Linked DNA regions of Homo sapiens: region 1 is linked to region 2. Evidence: chromatin contacts called from ENCODE Hi-C or POLR2A ChIA-PET data. All regions are on one chromosome and are shown on one strand. The core of a region is the stretch at or near the end of the contact, and the rest is flanking DNA. Distances in the headings are between cores, read along the strand shown.

Region 1 (3,443 bases), core at 205-2,704, 380 kb before region 2:
TTTGAAATATTACAAGATTGTTTGTGTATAAAGTGCCTTTGATGAATAAGATAAAGGAATGTTGCTTTTCAATAAGTCATGTACCCATTATTCTACTTTTTAGAGGGAAAAGCTTTTTATTTACTCTGTTGTCCCCGTCCTCATAATATGCATCAAGATTAAAGGGTATACAGCATGGATAAAAGAATAGCTCCTTGGTGTGGTCCATGGACCAGTGCCCATCAGCAAACTATGTGTAATTAGTTTACAATGGATTAGATATTGAAAAGTGATTAGAAACTTCTGTAGTAATTTGCTATTGTCATGACATCCAAATATATGATTTTTGTATTTAACAAAAATCTAAGTCATCAATGCATTAGAAGTTTAAGAAAATGAAAAACAGTAACAACCACCAAAACAAAAACAAAATGTAAATCCTGTTTCTTCAACATATTAATTTGTTCTGTGAGATTTTAATAGGCATTCCATAAAAAGCACATCCGTTCCTTAGATAGGTTTGGAAGGGACTGATATAAAATAAATCATGTAAGTTATTGTCTTCTGGACTCCCAGGATCTGCATTGTGAACCTCCAAGTGAAGGCAGGGTAAGAAGAGTCTCCTGAATCATAAACCCCTGGATTTATAGAACATCTCCAAAGAGTAATGTCCTGTAGAGGATCCTTTACCTAAAGAGTTAGTATTTTTCTGCTATTTTTAACTTTTCAGTTGCTTCCTATGCAGCTTTAGAATAGGACTATCATTTTTAAAACTTGATTTTTCCCCTTAATTTTTTAATTTTTGAAATGCAGCCTGCAATATTACCATTGTAATCAATGTTACTATTTTTCTAATTTCATGGATTTTGTATTTTCTTAATTAAAAATTTTAAAAGGCTGACCAAATGCTCAAGAAGACACAAAGTCCCACCCCCCAAAAGCCAGAGACCATGTTTTTCCTGTGATCTCTGGATCCTCACAGAGAGTGTAGAGGGAACAGCTGCAGTTTTTAGGAAGGAAAATAATTGTGTTGCAAAATACCTCTTGACATAGGAAGGTGAGATTAGAGACTGAAAGGACATTGGAATGAATCCGAAAAGAAAAGGTTTTTTAATGCTGCTAATAGAAGTTAGAAGAAAAGAAAGGACAACTGAGGGTTAAAAAGATCATTGAAAATGTACTCGAAGAAAATGAAAAAGTGTTCCTTAAATTGCTATTAGATTTCAGGGCTCTGAGGCTAAGATCTAGCCCCAGGAAGAATTTTTAGGGAGAAGATTGCTTCATTTCAAACTAGATTGGGCTTCCTTATTTTTAGCCAGAACACTCAGTTCCAGATGCCTTTCTCTTGAGTTTGATAACATTAAAGCGGCTCGGTTGGTTGCTGGCCATCACTTTTAGTGTGAGGCACTAATAAAGTGTGGAGCAGGTGAAAATCCCAATGAAATTGGGCTAACTCTACAAATGTGTAAAAACAGCTTCATACTTGGAAAAGCCACAGTGAATGCCAGGGCTGCCCTGTCGCCCTGTGTGCCCAAGCCTCCTGACTTCTTCATTACATCTCACATTGTCACCTTTCTATCTTCTTGGATCTCAGCCTCAGTTTCGCCAGTGTCTACTTTCCCTCTGCCTTCAAACATACATGGCAGTCCACTATCTTGTTGCCGGGGGGAGCTGACTACTTTCTCCAACTACTTTTTATATCCTGTTTTTGTAAAACTTCTCAAACAAGGCATCATATTTCTTTGCTACCTGCTTTTCCCCAGTCTCAGGAGTCTGGCCTTAATAATGAGGCAGCAACTATAGCCAACTTGACTAAGAGCTGACTGCACCAGGATCAGTGCTTAGAGCTTGGCATATGTTACTTCATTGAATCCTCAAATAATCCTCTGAGTCAGGTATTACACCTATTGTAATTTTATAGATGAGATGCTCAGGTTTAGATTAAGCAATTTGCTACACAGAGACACTATTGACAGGGCTGGAACAGAGCCCAGGTCTGACTGACCTCAACACATTTTCTTAACTACCTTTTTGTTTACTCAAAAGTGCCAGGAAAATGTTCTCATTTAAGCCTTCCAACTTGAAGAGGTATTATTATAATCCATTTAATACACTTGCTGTGAACTAGGAGAGTCACCGCCTTCCTACAGGGCATTTGCAAATTTGTCCAGGTATTTGGTTGTGGGAATACTGGAGGTGGGAATGCTGCTAGCATTTAATTGCTAGAAGAAGGAGGGACATAGGTGTGGGAACTGCCATGCAATGCTGAGAAATACCTCACGCAACAAAGAATTCTCCTGCCTCAAATGCCAATTATGCCCCATTCAGAAACAATGATAATGGATGAGAATTTAATAATGGATTCAGAAAGCCTAAATAACTTCCCTGAATCTGGAGCCATAAATCAAACTGAGATCTGTCTGGCTCTAAAGGTTGTTTTTTTTTCTGCTCAATTCAACTTCATCTAACAGAACATTAAAATATTATGTATAATTTGATTTGCTCCCACAATTACCATATTTTATATGCAGCATCTCAAATATAATTTATTTAGAGAATACTTAACTAATTTCCTGATTGAATGTTATTTTAATACATTTAATGGAGATAGCATGTATCATAGTATTTGCCAGATTTTCACAAGGATGCTAAAATTTAATGAAAGAAACCATCAACATTGTATTAAACAAGGAAAGCTGCATATTCTGGAACATGCTGTCTTCTGCACTGACAACCAGGAGCAGAAAAGACTCATTTATGAAAGGAAAAGAAGGAGGAAAGAGAGAAGCTTGGTGAAGAAGAGAGGAGAGAAAAATATATATATATGGCTTTTTATTTAATTAGTCTTATACACTGAGCCCTGACCTGTCAATTGCAATGTTTCCTTCCTCTGAAACTTCATTTTTAAAAAATCTCCTTTATAAACATTCTAAGGTCTAAAGGGTTGCCCAAATTTAAATAAGATTTTCTACTTTCTATATTTAAAGACGTCTTCTTAATGTGCTTCTTTCTAAAATAAATGCATGGTATATATTTTTTGTAGCAGTCATGGGTTGTACTAGGCAAAGACCTTGTCATGCTTGGTAAAGAAGGGCTGTGCTTTTCATAATCATAGATTGCATACCTGGACTGTACACTTGAACATGACTCAAGTCTCCAAAGTTTAACCATCATTTTATAACATCAAGGCCTGTGTGCCATATTTGTGTGTGTGTGTGTGTGTGTTTTACTACCCAGAAAAATAAAATGGTAGTTTCTGCTTCACCCAAGTGCCTACATTTGAAACACATATCATGCAAGACAAACTCTCATCTTGAGTTGCTGGTAGGAAAAAAAGGATCTTTCTTTATGCCATTTTTCTTCTTCCTATTTTCACCGTTTGAGATATACAGTCATGTGCCACATAATGGTGTTTCAGTCAACACCAGATCACATATACGTCAGTGGTCCTATAAGATTATCCT
Region 2 (3,237 bases), core at 494-2,993:
AGTTCAGATTCTGTCACTTGCAATAGAGACAGATAGTACCATGCAGTGGTTATGCAGACTCCGAAAACACAGAAACTAAACGTGGATACTGGTTCAGTCACTTTTCTAGTTATGAGACCCTAAGCAAGTTATGCAATCTCTCTAAGTTGCAGTTTTCTCATCTGCAAAATGGGAAAAATAATATTTGCTACTGGGAGCAGTAAATAAGTCATCTACCCAAAGCACTTACAATAGTTGCTGCCATATAACTGGTGTTCAACAAATGTGAGGTATAAGTTTTAAAAAACATACTATAATAAAAGCAATCTGATGCCTGCTATCAAAGATTAAAGTTACTACAATACTTTTCTATTTTTCTAAGTTTCACTAGTACATGAGGAACACTTGTCACTTAAATAGCTTGTCATCAAACAGAGGCATAGAAATGAACCTGAATATCATACTTAACATACTTTCTGATGTTTCTAACAGAGGAGAAATAACATTGAAGAGATAATCATTATAGTTCACTAAGAGAATAAAGAGTGCTCTAGGCTGGGCGTGGTGGTTCATGCCTGTAATCCCAGCACTTTAGGAGGATGAGGTGGGCGGATCACTTGAGATCAGGAGTTCGAGGCCAGCCTGGCCAACATGATGAAAGCCTACCTCTACTAAAAATTAGCCGGGCATGGTGGCGCATGCCTATAATCTCAGCTACTCAAGAGACTGAGGCAGGAGAATTGCTTGAACCCAGGAGGCGGAGGTTGCAGTGAGCTGAAGTCTCACCGCTGCGCTCTAGCCTGGGCAACAGAGTGAGTAAGACTTCATCTCAAAAAAAAAAAAAAAGAGTGCTCTAGTATAGCCTATGCTCTATATGTCAACTGTGTTCAAAACAAACTAAAGCAAAATATTTAAATCTATGTATGAAAAATTCCAGAAGAAACTGCAATAAAATGAGTGAATGAGAGTGAATATTGCCTGATATTAAGATTTCTCTTTTACTTTTCTCTGTTTTCTAAGTGTATTCAATAAGCATCAAATGTATTTTTGTTTTGAAAGTTTTTTTTGTCTGTACCAAGCTTTCAGAATGTTAATTAAAAAATTGAAGAATGATAGACTATCAGAGATGAAAGAGAGAATAGAGACCATTTTCACCAACTCTCTCATCTTACAGAGGAGAAAAACTTGTTCAAGATCAAATAGCTAGGCACCGACAGCACTGAAATTTTAGCCCAACATATCTACTAATTCAGAAAAGTTCTTGAAGGAGACACTGTTGATTGAACCACATCACCTAGGTTAATTCTACCAGTCTTTCAAGACCCCTTTTAAATATCACCTCCTCCAGAAACCTTTCCTTGGGCATCAACTAGAAGAAATCTTCCCAAACTTCAATCTCCATAGCACCTTATTTTTACTTTATTATTGTCCTTATTATTCTTCAGGTGTGCTTATGTCTCCTTTATTAATCAATAAGTTCCTTGAAAGGGACTTGGTGTCTTTTTCATGTCTGTTCCCCTAGCATCTGACACCATGCATTGGCAAGTAGTAACCACTTAGTGAAAGGTTGCTGAAAACAGGATATTATATTGCTTCAGAATCTATGTAACATAATTGTCTTAGTTTGGAAATAGAACTCAATTACATAAACAGAGAAGTCATCATCACAGGATCTTTCCTGGGCACAAGGAAGATGATACTTCCTAGGCCCATTGCAGTTGGGAAGGACTCCAAGACTAGATTTGGCCAAAGAGCTGTAAGTAGAAGTGCTGTGTGTCATTTCCAGTCTGGGGCAGTGAAAAGCTTTTGTGAGACTCTCCAGTTTTATCTTCTCTTACCTTAGCATCCCAGAAGCCACTGCTGAGAAGCAGGGACCTTAAAAGGAGGTAGTCATCACTTGGAGAACTACACTGGAGAGCCACTGGGTTTACATCAGGCAATTCATGAACAAGAAAGATGTCTTTGTTGCATCAGGTCACCAGGATTTGGGGGTTACTTTGTTGCTGCAGCTTAATTTAGCTTTGCCAGACTAAAGCACAGACATTGTGACAGAGACTTCCGTTGGTAATCCATTCTTTCTTTATTCTTACCTACAGAATCTTGGGCAATGTTCCCAGCTGAAAAAATATATTACATTACATTACATCACATCATCCACATCACATCACATCACATCAGCCAGCGGTGGCCAATGGGATCTAAGCAGAAGTTATTAATAGGTCCTTCAGGAAGTTCTCCTTCCTATTGCCCAACTAGACCTCCAAAATAATGACTGGAGCTTCAGCAGCCTTCTTAGACCATGAGGTATCCTTGATAATAGAAGTCACAAACTAAGAGTGATAGATGGAAAGATACGACAAGTAAACAGGAAAGTAGAAAAAGAGTGCTATTTAACACCTAATGCAAGTTGGGGAAGAATAGTATTCTATTCCACTGCTTCCATCTTCTGAAAAACTGAAGAAAAAATTTGACCTCTCAGTAAGTCTAATATTTTTCAAAATGCATTTTTTACATTAGCGAATTCTGAAAGAAATAAAACCAAAATTACATTTCTCCAACATAATTCCAAGTATATTAACTGTAAAAACTATGAGAGGGAAAAGGCGTATTTAATGTTAAAATTAAAAATGAAGAGTAAAAGTGACTTGATATTTCATATTATTAAGACAAATTTTAAAGGTGAGGCATTCTTCTGGGAGAAGCTGCATGTTGAGAGAGTAGGAGAATTTAAACATTAGAGAATTTAAAAACAGGTTCAGTGAAGTATTTTTTATACTTCTTACCATTAGCAATTCCCTTAGGGACTCATCCAGCTTTAAAAAAGTTTTATTAAGAATGGTGTCTGCTATTATTTTAATAAGAACTGTTACCAAAATATAACTGACTCCAAAGAAAAGATATAATATTGAGAATCACCAAGACCTTCATTCTTTTCTGCTTTTTTTTGGGGGGGTGGCGGGGGAGGGGGGACTAAAATGTTGGCTCACTTTATGTCAGCTATTTGCTTCTCAAAATCTGTATTTTTATTAAAAAAAATAAAAGCACATTTTAAAAATTATGAAACCACTATCCCTATCAGGGTTGCTTCTGTAAATAGACACACTTTAAATCCATAAAGACCCGTACCTCTGCCAATGGGTACAAATTCCATCTCTCTAAGTCATGTGATTCTGTCCTTTATAAGCCTAGGAGATGTCCCTTCACCCCCTCACGGCCAAAGGGAAATTCGAAATGGCAAATATTTTCAACATCAGGCAT

Evidence for each region. A loop is a pair of places that touch in the nucleus more often than their neighbours do. ChIA-PET counts read pairs that join two places held with the same protein, here RNA polymerase II (POLR2A).
Region 1: a loop to region 2 is called in a map of gastrocnemius medialis, with 3 times the contacts of the local background. The contact joins two enhancer-like sites. A Hi-C loop is called at or near these places in 1 of 168 maps with a recorded cell type or tissue (gastrocnemius medialis). POLR2A ChIA-PET finds 5 or more read pairs at or near these places in 1 of 52 experiments (H1).

What each region holds. Positions count from the first base shown.
Region 1 is chr10:88,473,187-88,476,629 of GRCh38, reverse strand. All of the region lies in intron 4 of RNLS (renalase, FAD dependent amine oxidase), which reads left to right. Among named protein-coding and RNA genes, the nearest start is that of RNLS, 110 kb to the left of the region's middle. Within about 2 kb of position 1,454, at least 10 of the 41 ENCODE cell types and tissues checked have a DNase peak (open chromatin) inside an H3K27ac peak, as active enhancers do; they include gastrocnemius medialis, where a contact is called at or near this core.
Region 2 is chr10:88,096,162-88,099,398 of GRCh38, reverse strand. The region is part of intron 1 of LOC105378415 (a long non-coding RNA gene); the gene reads left to right. Among named protein-coding and RNA genes, the nearest start is that of PTEN, 230 kb to the right of the region's middle. Within about 2 kb of position 1,743, at least 3 of the 41 ENCODE cell types and tissues checked have a DNase peak (open chromatin) inside an H3K27ac peak, as active enhancers do; they include gastrocnemius medialis, where a contact is called at or near this core.